4 separate regions of the Homo sapiens genome follow, and regions 1, 2 and 4 are each linked to region 3. The links are chromatin contacts, found by Hi-C or POLR2A ChIA-PET in ENCODE. All regions are on one chromosome and are shown on one strand. The core of a region is the stretch at or near the end of the contact, and the rest is flanking DNA. Distances in the headings are between cores, read along the strand shown. Region 1 holds the start of GAS6-DT (GAS6 divergent transcript). Region 2 overlaps GAS6 (growth arrest specific 6). Region 3 holds the start of SWINGN (SWI/SNF complex interacting GAS6 enhancer non-coding RNA). Region 4 holds the start of GAS6-AS1 (GAS6 antisense RNA 1).

What was found. Hi-C counts contacts between places; a loop is a spot of excess contacts on that map. ChIA-PET counts read pairs that join two places held with the same protein, here RNA polymerase II (POLR2A). Pooled maps may share reads with other maps.
Region 1: a map of IMR-90 shows a loop between it and region 3 (7-fold over the local background). The contact joins the promoter of GAS6-DT here to the promoter of SWINGN in region 3. A Hi-C loop is called at or near these places in 12 of 168 maps with a recorded cell type or tissue (CD8-positive, alpha-beta T cell, IMR-90, aorta and 7 more), 1 of 37 single-sample maps with no recorded cell type and 14 of 50 pooled maps. POLR2A ChIA-PET finds 5 or more read pairs at or near these places in 3 of 52 experiments (AG04450, PC-9 and activated T-cell).
Region 2: a loop to region 3 is called in a map of gastrocnemius medialis, with 2.3 times the contacts of the local background. The contact joins the enhancer-like site here to the promoter of SWINGN in region 3. A Hi-C loop is called at or near these places in 5 of 168 maps with a recorded cell type or tissue (K562, gastrocnemius medialis, pancreas and 1 more) and 9 of 50 pooled maps. POLR2A ChIA-PET finds 5 or more read pairs at or near these places in 6 of 52 experiments (AG04449, AG04450, BJ and 3 more).
Region 4: a map of mucosa of descending colon shows a loop between it and region 3 (2.4-fold over the local background). The contact joins the promoter of GAS6-AS1 here to the promoter of SWINGN in region 3. A Hi-C loop is called at or near these places in 10 of 168 maps with a recorded cell type or tissue (K562, gastrocnemius medialis, head of caudate nucleus and 6 more), 1 of 37 single-sample maps with no recorded cell type and 10 of 50 pooled maps. POLR2A ChIA-PET finds 5 or more read pairs at or near these places in 4 of 52 experiments (AG04449, AG04450, Panc1 and 1 more).

Annotation. Positions count from the first base shown.
Region 1 is chr13:113,862,745-113,866,107 of GRCh38, forward strand. GAS6-DT (GAS6 divergent transcript) reads left to right here and starts at 1,433. Exons shown (of 2, transcript NR_044993.1): 1 at 1,433-1,551; 2 at 2,266-3,363. GAS6 (growth arrest specific 6) reads right to left here and starts at 1,332. Exons shown (of 15, transcript NM_000820.4): 1 at 1,089-1,332; 2 at 831-997. The coding sequence starts at 1,176. RefSeq lists silencers at 356-405, 886-945, 966-1,025 and an enhancer at 746-1,337.
Region 2 is chr13:113,836,019-113,839,584 of GRCh38, forward strand. GAS6 (growth arrest specific 6) reads right to left here. Exons shown (of 15, transcript NM_000820.4): 6 at 2,051-2,173. It overlaps GAS6-AS1 (GAS6 antisense RNA 1), which reads left to right. Exons shown (of 5, transcript NR_044995.2): 4 at 2,059-2,229. Among named protein-coding and RNA genes, the nearest start is that of GAS6-AS1, 22 kb to the left of the region's middle. RefSeq lists enhancers at 1,264-1,473, 1,582-2,134, 1,974-2,033, 2,689-3,241, 3,413-3,566. Within about 2 kb of position 1,278, at least 30 of the 41 ENCODE cell types and tissues checked have a DNase peak (open chromatin) inside an H3K27ac peak, as active enhancers do; they include PC-3, gastrocnemius medialis and pancreas, where a contact is called at or near this core.
Region 3 is chr13:113,926,649-113,930,262 of GRCh38, forward strand. SWINGN (SWI/SNF complex interacting GAS6 enhancer non-coding RNA) reads right to left here and starts at 2,343. Exons shown (of 1, transcript NR_047495.1): 1 at 1-2,343. It also overlaps a transcript of C13orf46 not described here.
Region 4 is chr13:113,813,291-113,816,859 of GRCh38, forward strand. It overlaps GAS6-AS1 (GAS6 antisense RNA 1), which reads left to right and starts at 2,320. Exons shown (of 5, transcript NR_044995.2): 1 at 2,320-2,401. It overlaps TMEM255B (transmembrane protein 255B), which reads left to right. Exons shown (of 9, transcript NM_182614.4): 9 at 1-3,569. RefSeq lists enhancers at 2,204-2,273, 2,324-2,563, 2,624-2,743.

The DNA.
Region 1 (3,363 bases), core at 183-2,682, 65 kb before region 3:
GTGACATTTATTCCACCCCAGGAGAATTCTTTAAAAGGAACATTCCAGCAGAACGGAAAACTTCGCTATGAAATCACCCTGACTTCAGGGCGGGAGGGACGTCAACGGGAATCCACACCTTCTCGGACTTTCCAAAGTCACCCGCTCCCGAGCCCGCAGGATAGAGTGGCCAGGCCGTCCTCACACGGCGGCTCCTGCGGGAGGCGGCCCCGGGCGCCCCGCCTTCTCCAAGGACATTCCTAACCGAGGTGCCGGGGCCAGCACCGTCGGGCTCCTGAAAGCACCCGCTGCCTCCAGGAGAGCACCTGGCAGAACGGGGCCGCGGAGCCGCCCTCCCCTCCCGCATGCGGCCCCGCTCGATTCCTGGAATCTTATTTTTGGACCTGCTGCCGCAAGCAGTTCCCGCCCTCGGCCCTTTCAATTCCTCTTTCGGGAGGGGACTGCTCTCCACCCCTCTCAGGAGGACGAGGCGCGGCCCGGGGGTTCCTCACCTCCAGCCCAGCAGAGGGAGGGCCGCGGGGAAGCGGTTTGGGTTTTAACCATTGTGTTTCTCTCGCACTTTGGAAACGGACTCCCGGCTTCCCCGCGGGGAGGCGTCTGACAGCGAGCGTTTCCCGGACAGCCCCGCAGCGTCTCACCGGCCTGCGCGGGGATCCCGGGGTCGCCGGGGGATGGGCGTGGGGGACGCGGGGCGGGCCGGGGCTCCTGGGACCCTGAGGCCAGGCCTCGCCGCGCGGAGCTGGGGGGCGGCAGCAGCGCTGCCTCTCGGGAGCGGTTGGAGGCGCGCGGGCGCCAGGGGTTCCCCCGCATCCCGCCCGCCGGCTGCTCACCGTCTCGGGGTCGTTCTCGAACACCTCCCGCGCCTCCTCGCGGCTGCACAGCTCCTCCACGCACTCCCTCTCCAGGTGGCCCTGCTTGGCCTCCTCGAAGACCTGAAAGGCGCGGCGCTGCCTGGGCCGCAGGAACTGCGTGGCCTCGCGCGCCGGCAACAGCGCGGCTGCCCGGAGGGAGAGAGGGGGACGCGTCAAGCCGCGCCCGGAGCCTCCTCCCGCCGCCCGGGGACGGGGTCTCGGGCCCGCGGGACTCACCAAGCGCGCACTCCGCGGCCAGCAGCAGCAGCAGCAGCTGCGGCGCGCGGCGCAGGGCGGCGGGCCCGGGCGAGAGCGAAGGGGCCATGGCGGGCCGGGGACGCGCGGTCAGAGCGCCCGGGAGGCCGAGGCGAGCCGCGGGCGCCGCGGGGCGGAGGCTCCGGTCATCCCGTCCTGGCGGCCCTGAAGGTCACATCGCGGCGGCGGCGGCGGCGGCGGCTGCGGCACCTCAAGCGCTCGGTCTGGGCGTGTTCGGGCGGCTGCGCGCGGGGAGGCGGCGGGGGCGGGACCAGCGCGCGGGCGGGGCGCGGGTTCCCGGGAGGATCCGGGCGCGGGGAAAGCGGAGCGTCCGGGACGCGGCGGGACTCGAGTGTTTCGGAAAAGGAGCGTCTCCCCAGGCGGTGGTTGTCTTCACTAGCGATGGGGTAAAAGGAGGACGCAATACCTGGTTCAACTTGAGCAGGTACATTTTGACCATATTCCAGGTGTCATGTGAAGATTTAAGCCTCTTTCCAACCCCCACTCCCCCCGAATCTACTGCATCCTTTTTGGAGTCTTCATTCTTAGGCACATTTTGTCAAGACTTAAAACCTACCAAAGAAAAGATACACTGAGGTCAGATCCAATCCCACTGGGGGCCAGCGAGTGAAATGCGACGGTTTCCTTTTATAATCTCTGTTTTTCATAATGATGACATTAAAAATCTTGAGGTTTCCCAGTAGATATTTAAGCTGAAAGCAACATTGTGCTTGTCTTCAGAGACCAAGACTTTCTGGCTCTTGTCTTGGAATATTTCGCAAAGTCATAGGCAAAACACACACAAACAAACAGAACCAAAACACAGCAGACCACTCACGGGGGACCGAACCAGGCAGTTAGCCCAGCATCCCCCTGCTGCGGGAGGAGGGAGCTTGGATACTCCTCTCTGGAGAATCCTGCTCTGGAAATCCCCACACCCCAAAATGCAATGTAGAGGGGCAGTGAGTCAGCACCTCACCCCAAATGAATGGCCGTTCTGCTCAGCAGGCTCAACGCTTAGATCCCCAGATCCAGTTTCTCTTTGCTTTCTGTAATTGGAAGAATGGAATAGGATTGCTGCTAGAAATCTTTGAGGTCACTGGTTTGAAAGTGGGATTATGAGCATGAATTTTTGTTGTTGTTGTTTGTTTGTTTTCAGACGGAGTCTCGCTATGTTGCCCAGGCTGGGGTGCAGTGGCGTGATCTCTGCTCACTGCAAGCTCCGCCTCCCGGGTTCACGCCATTCTCCTGCCTCAGCCTCCCGAGTAGCTGGGACCACAGGCGCCCGCCACCACGCCCGGCTGATTTTTTTTATTTTTAGTAGAGACGGGGTTTCACCGTGTTAGCCAGGATGATCTCAATCTCCTGACCTCGTGATCCGCCCGCCTGGGCCTCCCAAAGTGCTGGGATTACAGGTGTGAGCCACCGCGCCTGGCCGAGCATGTTAATTTAAGCAAATGAATGTCCCTGGGAATGATCTTCAAGGAGAATTAAAGTGGGATAGAGAAGTCATCTATCTGCACCTGTGTCTGAACCAGAATGACGAGGCACTTCCATGTCAGCTAGTTACTGGAGCAGGCGGAGTAAGGAGTACCCCTGGGCTTCTGCCCCGAAACCACCACGGCTACTTCAAAACAATATTACATTAATTTTCCTGCTTGTTCTTGAGAAGCACTGGTTTGAAAAATTGGATGGGGTGATACATGTTTTAATCAGTATTTACAAGGCTCCTTAATCACTTCATCAGACAATTCATTGAGCACCTACTATGTGCCAGGCAGTGTAATTCATTGAGCACCTGCTGTGTGCCAGGCAGTGTCTGAGGCACTTCTAGCTATTATTTCCTAAGGGTTCCAGCAGCCCATGGATAAACTTCAAAGAGTGTAAGCTCCTAAAAATTGTTCGTATTTTCTGCACATTTTTGTAGTTTTGGAGAAGAGAGTTAATGGAGTTCTTGCCATTCTCAGAATTATTTGATCCCTTTAGGAATGAGCATCTCTAGCCTCTGCCTGTTCATCTGGGACAATCTGCACCTGGGCGTGGACCTGCTGCTTCAGATCAGTAGGTATCAGAATGAACTCAGTTGGATGGGGCAGTTCAGGACCCCTGGCCTCCTTTTAGTCTGGACCCCACTCTCATTCCTCATATTCTCAATTCACTCTTTCTACTGAGTTACTATCCTAGTAATGACAATGCCTCCTATCATCTAGAGACTTGGTTTGATACAATGCATTCACATACAACTGCTCGTTTTGAT
Region 2 (3,566 bases), core at 28-2,527, 92 kb before region 3:
GAGAAGCATTTACTGGTTTCAATCAATTTTCACTACCGGGTTAAACCACAATCCTAAGACTTGAGCATCTAATGTGGGACAGATGCTGTTTACGGCCAAGCACCCTGGGGTAGGAGGGGCAACCCTGAAATGAAGAGCCCTTTAGTCACCAGAGGAGAGCAAAGGCAGGGGCACGGAGAAAGGTGGGGGAGGAGAAGGGGGAGTAGGAGTGGGAGGAGGAAGGGGGGAGGGGAAGGAGGAAGAGGAGGAGGAGGAGGGGGAGAAGGGGGAGGGGGAGAAGGGGGAGGGGGAGAAGGGGAGGGGGAGAAGAGGAGGGGGAGGGGAGGAGGGGAGGAGGAGGGGGTAGGGAGAGGATGGAGAGGAGGGGGAGGAGGGGGAGGAGGAGGAGGGGGAGGAGGAGGGGGAGGGGGAGGAGAATGGGGAAGGGAAGGAGGAGGACGGAGGGGGAGGAGGACGGAGGGGGAGGACGACGGAGGGGGAGGAGGAGGAGAAGCAGGGAGGAAGAGGAGAAGGTGAGGGAGGGGTGGGGGAGGAGGTGAGGGAGGGGGTGGGGAGGGGTGAGGGAGGGGGTGGGGAGGGGTGAGGGAGGGGGTGGGGAGGGGTGGGGGAGGAGGAGGAGAGGGGAAATAAGGATGGGGGAGGAGGAGGGGGAAAAAGAGGAGGGGGAATGAGGAGGAAGAAGAGGGGAATGAGGAGGAAGAAGAGGGGAATGAGGAGGAGGAGGGGGAGGAAGAAGATGGGGAGGAAGAGGGGGAGTGGGGGGAGGAGGAGAAGAAAGAGGAGGAGGAAGATGAGGAGGAGGAGGAAGATGGGGAGGAGGAGGGGGAGTGGGGGGGAGGAGGAGGGGGAGTGGGGAGAGGAGGAGGGGGAGTGGGGAAAGGAGGAGGGGGAATGGTGGGGAGGAAGAGGAAGATGGGGAGGAGGAGGAGAGGACGGGAATGCCTCTGTCACTGTGGGCAGTAACTGTGAGCCTAGACTTTGCCGGGAGTGCCCGACTGGTGCAGGGACCCACGGGAGATGCTTTAGACGTCATCTCTCAGGATCGGCCTAGTCTTCACCTCTCTTTAAACCTGGGGTGCTGCTGTCTTCCAGGTCAGGGATAGAGCAGTGATGGGAGGGGCTCTGTCCTCGGCGGGGAAATGGGTTTATGTGTTAAGATGGGAATCACGTCATCTGCACACAGGGCTAACTCCTGGGTGGTCAGGGAAGGGAACCACCAAAGTGGACAGAAATAGCAGCTGCCTTTTGAAATCGGGGGATGGGGTGTGGCCCCTCCTGTCTGGTCAGATTCACTCTCCAGATCCTGGGGCTGTTTCTCCCTGAGCAACTGTCTGTCCTGTCCACGCAGTTCGGTGTCCTGGACAGTCAGCAGCAGCGCTAAGAACTATGCCAGAAACTCTCAGGGACACGCCTGGGCATGTCCAGATACAACGTGGGGAGGGAGGAGGAAGGTGCTCCCCCTGCAAAGTGGCAAAGGGCCAGTGGCAGCAGCAGCACCTGGAACAGCGTCGGGGGCGCGCACATTCACAGTGACTTTCTGGGGTGTCCTGGGGCTCCCCAGCTCTGGCCCTGGGCTGAGGGAACCCCAGACTGAAATATGAAAGGAAGTGGGGAGGGCAGGGCTATATTTAGTGGACAGAGGGAGACCAACAACGGGGTGCTTCTGGGGATGCTGGGGAGAGTGGACGGCGGGGGGACCCTAGCCTGGAGCCCTGACCCACAAGCTCACTACACAAGTGCCTGGAGCACTTCCAGGCTCTGTGAGGCTCTGGGGAATGGACGAGGCCCTACAGCCAGCAGTGTGGCCTCATGGGCTGGGCCGGCCCCCTGAGTCCTGGCCCTCAGATGCCGGGTGAGTCATCCTGGTGTGGTGCCGAGCAGCTCCCTGTGCTGCGGCTGGCCTGGGCTTGTGTAGTCTCTGCAGGATGCCCCATCCCATCCAGAACCACAGGAACCCAGCCAGCAGCAGCCGCTTGCAGAAGAGCAGACATGACCGAAAATAGAAGGTGGGGAGAGGAGAGAGGAGAGAGGCCTCACCCCAGGGCCTTACCTTGGCAGGTCCTGCCATCAGAGGAGAGCTCGAAGCCGCTGTGGCAGGAACAGTGGAAGCTACCCGGCTTGTTGTGGCAGATCTGGAGGCAGCCCCCGTTCTCCTGGCTGCATTCGTTGACATCTGGGAACAAGCACAGGCCTGAAGGGGAGCCCAAGGGTGCACAGCCCCTGGCTACGGTAGGAAGAGATCCCAGAGGTGCACAGCCCAGCCCTGGAGCAGGGAGGGAGCCCAGAGGTGCACAGCCCAGCCCTGGAGCAGAGAGAGATCCCAAAGGTGCACAGCCCAGCCCTGGAGCAGGGAGGGAGACCAGGGGTCACAGCCTAGCCCCGGAGCAGGAGGAAGGGACCCCGGGGGTGCACAGCCCAGCCCTGGAGCAGGGAGGGAGCCCAGGGGTGCACAGCCCAGCCCCGGAGCAGGAGGAGGGGACCCCGGGGGTGCACAGCCCAGCCCTGGAGCAGGGAGGGAGCCCGGGGGTGCACAGCCCAGCCCCGGAGCAGGAGGAAGGGACCCCGGGGGTGCACAGCCCAGCCCTGGAGCAGGGAGGGAGCCCGGGGGTGCACAGCCCAGCCCCGCAGCAGGAGGAAGGGACCCCGGGGGTGCACAGCCCAGCCCTGGAGCAGGGAGGGAGCCCGGGGGTGCACAGCCCAGCACTGGAGCAGGGAAGGAGCCGGGGGGGTGCACAGCCCAGCACTGGAGCAGGAGGAAGGGACCGCGGGTGTGCACAGCCCAGCCCTGGAGCAGGGAGAGAGCCTGGGAGTGCACAGCCCAGCCCCCGAGCAGAGAGAGATCCTAGAGGTGCACAGCCCAGCCCTGGAGCAGAGAGGGACCCCAGGGCTTGGACCTCACACCCCACTCAGCAGCCCTAGCGTTTCATGGCCCCTGGTCCTGGCCTTGCGTGTGGAGGTAGATGGTGGGAGGGCATGGGGGATCCCCAGCTGCGGTCTCAGCCTGGGGAGCTGCTGGCAGTCACAGCCCACAGGGCTCAGCTCCCTGGATGCCCATGTGCTTGCAGGAGGAGGCTGCAGGCCAGGAGTGACCTCTGGGTGCCGAGGACAGACAAGGCCAGGCCAGAGCTGGCCACTCCTTAGCAAAGCCCTCCCAGGCCACCTGTGGGGTAGGATTTGCCAAAGGGGACAGGCTGGCCTGCTGGGCTCTCCACTATGGGTCTCCACCAGGCCCTGGAGCTATTCTTCCTCCAGGGTCTTCACTGACACCACAGGTCTACACTGAAGGACGGTCAGAGGTGAAATCTCCCCCCGGCCTTTCAATCAGTGGGTGCCACTGACACCACAGGTCTGCACTCAAGGACGGTCAGAGGTGAAATTTCCCCCCCGCCTTTCAATCAGTGGGTGCCACTGACACCACAGGTCTGCACTCAAGGACGGTCAGAGGTGAAATTTCCCCCCCCGCCCTTCAATCAGTGGGTGCTGAGGCATCACTTGGTGTTTCCTTTCCTTCCAGCCCTGCTCCCAGAAAGGAGACTGCAGCTCCTCCCAATTCTCCTGGGGCTCCA
Region 3 (3,614 bases), core at 1,093-3,592:
CTGGAGGGATGAAATGTTCTGAAACTGGAGAAGCAGAGGTTGCACAACGTCGTGAATCCAGCAAATGCCGCCGAAGTATATGCTTCAAGATGGCTGTTAAGTGAATTTCACTCCATAAAAGGTGTGTTTTAGAGGGTTATGCCCATGAGCGAGCCTACCTATACATGTGCAGTGTCACATTACTGAGACGATTCTGTTTAGAGCAAAGCCACCTACCTCCCACGTCCCTTTCCAGCCTGTCTTCTTAGCCACCTGCCTCCCACATCCTTCTCCAGCTTTGTCTCCTTGCATGCAGCCCTCTCAGGGCTTTTGAGGCCTGGAGGCCAAGGGTGCTGGGAGGTCCCACTTTGTACCCTCTCCCGAGAGCTTTGAGGGGTACCTGCCGCCTCTAGCTGTGCCTTCTCTGTGCCCTTCAACTCTGGAGTGAGGTCAGATCTTGGCTCTGGGGCCACCACCAGCTGTTTCAGGCTTGCAAAGTTCTGTCCGACAAAATACAGCTCCGCTTCCCTGTGGGGGGAAGCATTGGCCCCAACAGGCCTTCTTCACCAACGGGGACAGCAGTCCCTTGAGTGGAGCCCTGGACTCAGGGAGCTCTGGTCAGTGAAACTCTCAGCTAGGGGCTAAGGGTATGGGGACCTTCATATGTGGGACAGGCTCCTCGCTGGGGACGCTGCCACCAGGCCTGTGAGGCAGCCAGCCAAGTTCCACTTGCTGCAGCTGGGGCTGCTCTGGACGGCCAATCCAGACACCTCCCCCCTCTCCACCCTCTTTCCATCCTCAGGTTTGCATTTCTTAGGTCTGGCACTTCAACTGCAAAGTACAAGTCCTGGGCTATCTCCTCCTGCTCTGCTGAAGGCCACATCGATGCTTGGAAGGTAGGGTCAGCCCAGTCCCTTGCTCCACACACCCAACTACACTGATGGAGCGACCGTCTACACAGGGATCCTACGGTGGGGAGTGAGCCTTGCTGGCCTGATGCATGGCAGTGGTTCCTGCTCCAATAAGACCAAGAATAATTAATAACTGTGACTAAGTTAGAAGCTTTGGCTGCATCTGAATTCACCAGCGTTTCCAGCTCCTGAGGCCATGTGCGGTGTCACCTCACTCCTGGCAGACAGACTCCCACTCGGAGGATGATTTTTCATAGCCAGGGTCGCTCTGTGGACCTTGGATGGACCAACGTGCTTTCCATGTCCAACTTTGTCAAGATCCGGGGAAGATTCTCCAGCAAGTCTCTTGGAAACATGTGCATGTGGCCCCAGGCGACGTGAGGGGTGCAGTCTGCCTGCGTTATGCAATGCTCAGGCCAGTTTTCCCTGAGAGAGGAATGCTGCCGATCCTCTGCGGTAACCCACAAAACTCCACGGAGATGCTTGGAAGGAAAAGCATCGCGTCCTCCAGATGTTTTGAAATGTTCAAGTATTTAAAAGGGAAATGGAATTTCTGTTTATCCTTTTAAGTGACAATTATTCATTGCGTCTTCCTGGCCACAGCTCATTCAGCACTACTGCAGATCCGGCCAGACCCCCAGGAGCCGCGGCCCCTGCACAGCCAAGGCCAAGAAGCTCCCATCGTGGAGGGGGGCGCATTCCGGACCTGTGAGGCCCGGGGTTCGTTTTTATGCCTCCTTAAAGGGATGAGCCAGAGAAGAAAGTCTTCGCAAAGCCTTTGCCCCAGGAGGGGCGGGGCTGCGCAGGGCGCCTGTGGAGGCCGTGGCCGGGCAGGTGGGGAGGCTCACACACAGGCCAGAGGCTTCCCTGGAAACTGACGCCCTAGGGCAGGTCCAGCTCCTGGATGGTCGCAGGTGAAGAAACGCCAGGCCCAAGGGTCCTGGGAGAGAGAGGGGAACAGCGCCCAGGAAGAGGTGCAGGTTCCCAGGGACTGCAAGGGCCGCCGCCACCCTCCCACACCCCACCCTCGCTGCATCACCAGTCAGCCCAGGGCAGGCTGCTGACCCTCCCTTGGCCTCAGTTTCCTCATCTGTAAAATGGAAAAAGAAGCATGTCCACCTCACCAGTGGTCACAGTCACAGGTGCTGACATGGAGAAGGATTGATGCGTCCTCCTGAGTGCTGCCTTGTCATGCTATAAACCAGGAGGCCTGGCTCTCTGCCTCCCGGGAAGGTCTGTTTCTAATCCTGTGCTGGGTCTGCGTGGCTCCATGGCCTCAGAGGCTGACACCGAGTGTGGTGTCCCTGGGTCACCGTGCTCCTTGGTTTGGTCCAGCAGGAGAAAGGGCAGCCTGCCAAGGAGAAGGCTGTGAGCTTGGCAGGGGAGAACTTAGGCGCTGTGCCTTTGGGAGGCTGGGATTTAGATCACAGCTGGGAAGCTAAGTCCTGACTGCACTGGCCGGAACCAATGGGCTCCAGTAGCCGGATGCTCTGCCAAGTCAGGAGGTAATAACCGCCACGGCCTGGGAGAGAAGCTGGCACAGCCGTGGGCCCCTGCCCTGCGGTCTGGCCTCGCAGGTCCCCAGGCCGTGTACAGACACTGTGCGGCAGGGAAGCAGAGGCAGCCATGGGGAGCAACCCTGTTTCTCAGTGCTACATGCCTACTCTCCCTGAGCTGATGTCTGGAAGACAGTAAAGGAGACCTGAGGCAGTGCTGCCCCTCCTTCCGTCTGCCACCTCCTCAGGGCTGGCCCAGGCCCTGCAGAGCAGGTGGTGGTGGCTGCTGGTGGTAAAGCCCGTCCATCCAGAGCCTCGCTCTGCTCCCAAACCACCCACCTCCCGCTGCACATGTGGCAGCTTCAGGAGCCTGGCGGGGCTAAGAGGAGATGACAGACCCCAGCAAGGACAGGCTCAGCTTCTTGGGGACCGAGTCATTGCCTGTTGCTTCTCCTGGGGGCCTCGACTGTCCGAGTGTGTTCAGGCACACGGTGCCCTGTCTGTTTCCCAGGCACTTGGGCCAAGGCTGGACAGGGAGGTGCCATGTGGGACGAAAGCCCAGGCTGTGCAGTGCTGGTCACCGGGAGTGACCATGGGTGAAGTCGCGCTGTGAGTGACTGCCTGTTATCACTGACCACGCAGGGCCATCCTGGGTGACCCGCTGTGCCACAAGCAACTGGTTCACATTGGAGCCCCCCTCTGGAGCCCTGGGCAACCCGCTGCCAGTGGGCCTTTCTCCTGAGGCCCCTGGAGTCCCGGAGCATCCCGTGAGTTCATCTGCCATACCTGTGATTGCCATGTGGGCCCAGCGCCCTCCAATGGAAAAGCTGCATTCAGTTCTGCCCGAGGATCCCAGGCCTACGACACTGTCCTCAGGCTGCCAGGGAGCAGGAGGCTGTGGGGATCTGCGTTCTTGCCAGGCCTGGGAGCAGCAGCCAAAAAGTGGACTTACGTGGACAAAATGTTGGGCCAGGGAGGAGCCCTCGGCTCTGGACGGATGTCTCTGGTGCTTTTATGCCACGTGCATTTCTGCAGATTTGATGCCCGGCAGCCAGCACTGGGCTGTGGCCATGGTGGTGAGGCAGCCTTGGGTCTGCACGAGGCTCGGAGGCCTCCAGGAACCTCCCAGGAATGTGACTGTGCCTGGAGAGAAGCGCCATCTGCACGGCGCAGTCCAGATGCTTCTCTCCTACAAGCCCATCATCAAACACACAGCTGCCCAGACTTC
Region 4 (3,569 bases), core at 1,070-3,569, 110 kb before region 3:
GCCTCCAGGCCTCACCGCTCTCAGGGCCTCACGTCCCTCCCTGCAAAGCCCCCCGTGCCTACGATAAACAAGTACCGCTCTTCTCCCGTGTGGGTCTGAGGTCTCCAGCTTACTTCACGGAACAGTGCCCACCTGGGAGGTGGAGCGGGGACTTTCTCCCCTGCCCAGTCCTGGATCTGGGAGAAAAAAGATAAGGTGGAGGGGAGCCACACTCGTGCAGACACAGCCTCCTGCCCCCTCTGCTGCCCGGGAGCCTCCCTCTGTCCGATGGAGGGTCTCACACAGCCTCTGCCCCCTCCGCTGCCCGGGAGCCTCCCTCTGCCCGACGGAGGGTCTCATCCTGTGTCCAGCGCTCCTGGGCAGAAGGCCCACAGCGCACATCCACACATGAACGGTGGCTGGCTGGGCCCAGGGGCCCTAACGGGCCTCTGAAAGGCCTGCAGCCAGCTCTGGTCTGTGAACCCGCCACTGCTTGTCATTTTTATCTTATAAAATCCAGCCTCACAAGCTTGCTGTCCAGGAGAATGTGGTCTTGGCCTCTCAGGGCTGACTGGCCTTGAACCAGTCCGGGAGGTCGGGCACGAGCCGGAGGTGCGGCGTCCTGTCTGGAAATCACCGCCCAGTTCCTCCAGGGCTGTGGGTGCCTGGCTCCGAGTAAGAAGCTGAACAAGCAGCAGAGACCAAGAGGTTTCTGGAGCGCCGGGAGATGCACTCACGAGCGCCTGTGGGGGAAGAAAAGTGTGCCACGGATTTCCCGAGTCCCCAGGGCTCTCACTTTACCTCAGGGAAGGCTCTATGGGCGCCGATGGTGCCGTGGTCTTGTGTGGGCGGTTCCTGGGCACCCTGGAGCTCGGGCTGTGCCCCCGAAGCTGCCTGGTGCAGGCACCAGCACCTCTTGGTGTCCTAGGGGTGCGAACAGCAGAGAAGCTGAACTGCAGGTCTGGGCAGGGAGTCTATGCCCCCTGGAGCTCTGGCCAGCAAAGTCACAGGAATAACCCTCCTTCCCCTCATGTCAGCCCTCGGTCGCAGGGTGCGGTGTGGGGGCATCAGAGTGCTTCCCCGAGGCTGCACTCACCAGCTTCCCCCAAACACAACATCGATCTTTCCCGACTTTTAATCTTGTCTAGAGTCAAAAGCTGTTCAAAAATATTCAACTCCAAGGTCAACAGTTTTGTTCTTGCCACAAAAATGTCCTTATCCTTTATCCCAGCCACAAAGAATGTGAACAATTTGACTCAAGGTTCGTGGTGGCTGGAGGGTCCCCCAGGTCCCAGGGCAGCTCCCACCTGGCGCAGGGCTCCGGCCAATGCCTGGCCTGCAGTGTGGGCGGCGGCTGCTCTCGAGGTGCACCTGTCTCATGTGGACGGATCCTGTCTGGGGCCACCAAGCTCTGCCAGCCTGAGTCACGGTCTGATGAACCCCCTCTCTGGGCTCCGCTGGGGCCTTCTGATCCCAGCCTCCTCTGCAGGGATGGGCTCCCAATCCCGCCCTCACTTGGTTCCCATGCACAGCCGAGGTCAGTGAGACCCTGGAGGCCGCGGGAGATGGGGTGGAGGGGATGGTGGGGCAGGGGGTGCTGGGGGGTTTGGGGGTGCTGTGGCCCCGGGGCAGGGGGTGCTGGGGGGTTTGGGGTGCTGTGGCCCCACCTGCACTCCCTGCCTCACTGGGACAGCACAGGAGACAGGCTTCTCCTGCAGCTCAGAGGTGGGGGCCTAGTGTAGCTGCAGGTTGTGACTGAGGAGGGCAGGGTCAGAGCATTGCCCTGGGCAGGGGTCCGTTGAGACTGGCCCCACCTTATTAGCTTGGGACCTTGGGTTACAGGGAGTCTCCTCCTGCCTCAGTTTCTACATTTCACACAGCAGCACTGCTCACAAGAGCTCCCAAGCAGAGGCAACTACTGAGTGGGGGAGGGACACAGTCCGTCCACATGGGGCCAACGGCCACAAAGAGAGGAAGGGACATGGGTGACGGTCCGTCCACGTGGGGTCACCGGCCACGGAGAGAGGAAGGGACATGGGTGACGGTCCGTCCACGTGGGGTCACCGGCCACGGAGAGAGGAAGGGACATGGGTGACGGTCCGTCCACATGGGGTCACCGGCCACGGAGAGAGGAAGGGACATGGGTGATATGGTTTTGCTGTGTCCCCACCCAAATCTCAACTTGAATTGTATTTCCCAGAATTCCTGCGCGTTGTGGGAGGGACCCAGCGGGAGGTAATTGAATCATGGTGGCTGGTCTTTCCCGTGCTATTCTCGTGATAGTGAGTAAGTCTCACGAGATCTGACTGGTTGATCAGGATTTCCGCTTTTGCTTCTTCCTCATTTTCTCTTGCTCCTGCCGTGTAAGAAGTGCCTTTTGCCTCCCACCGTGATTCTGAGGCCTCCCCAACCATGTGCAATTGTAAGTCCCGTTAAACCTCTTTTTTTCCCAGTCTCGGGTATGTCCTTATTAGCAGTGTGAAAACAGAATACTACAGTGGTCCATCCACACGCGGGTCTCACCCAGCCACAGAGAGGGAGAGGACGTGGCCCATCCACACGCGGGTCACCCGGCCACGGAGAGGAAGGAAGCTCTAACGGGTGCTGAGGCTGTAACACACAGTGCTCAGGGAAGGACACCAGACATGAAGACTGTGTTCTGTTTATATGCAGTGTCCAGAGAAGGCGTGTCCACAGACAGAAGCCGACTGGGAAAGGAGGTGCAGTCACTGCTCAGGGACACGGGTTCTTTTCGGGGAGGCAAGCGTGTTCGCAGCGTGTTCTGTATGGGGAGAGATGCAGTCACTGCTCAGGGACACGGGTTCTTTTCGGGGAGGCAAGCGTGTTTGCAGCGTGTTCTGGATGGGGAGAGGTGCAGTTACTGGTCAGGGACACGAGTTCTTTTCGGGGAGGCAAGCGTGTTTGCAGCGTGTTCTGGATGGGGAGAGGTGCAGTCACTGGTCAGGGATACGAGTTCTTTTCGGGGAGGCAAGTGTGTTCTAAGCGTGTTCTGGATGGGGAGAGGTGCAGTCACTGGTCAGGGACACGAGTTCTTGTGGGAAGAGGAGTGTCCGGGAGCCAGATGGCAGTGATGGGTGGACGGCCCCGTGGATGGACTGACCACCGACCCATGCTCTGCACTCATGAGGCGTGGCTATTGCTGTGTGAATCACATCTCCATGGAAACGGGAGTGGGAGAAACGGGCCCCAAGGATGTTGTGAAGATGGCCTTATGGGGCTGCACTGGTGACTTGGACAGTGCTGGCCACCGGCCCTGCTCAGTGAACAAGAGCCATGGTCATCACCCTCGCCACACAGAGCAGCTCCTCCTGCAGACTTGGGGACCCCGTGGCCACCAGACCCCGCGGTGGGAGCAGAGATGCCTCCGAAACTCTGGAGACCCACAGAGGCAGAAGAGGATTCCACGAGGCCGGGGCCCGTCAGCAGATCCTCAGACGGCGACACGCGCCACTTCCTTTTCTGTTTCCTAGACCTTTTAACTGATGGAATTCAGTAAGCAGAAAACGTGCTTGAAACAAGGGCACCATGGAGCGGACCCTCCCCCTCTCCCCTCGTGGAGTCCTTGACCC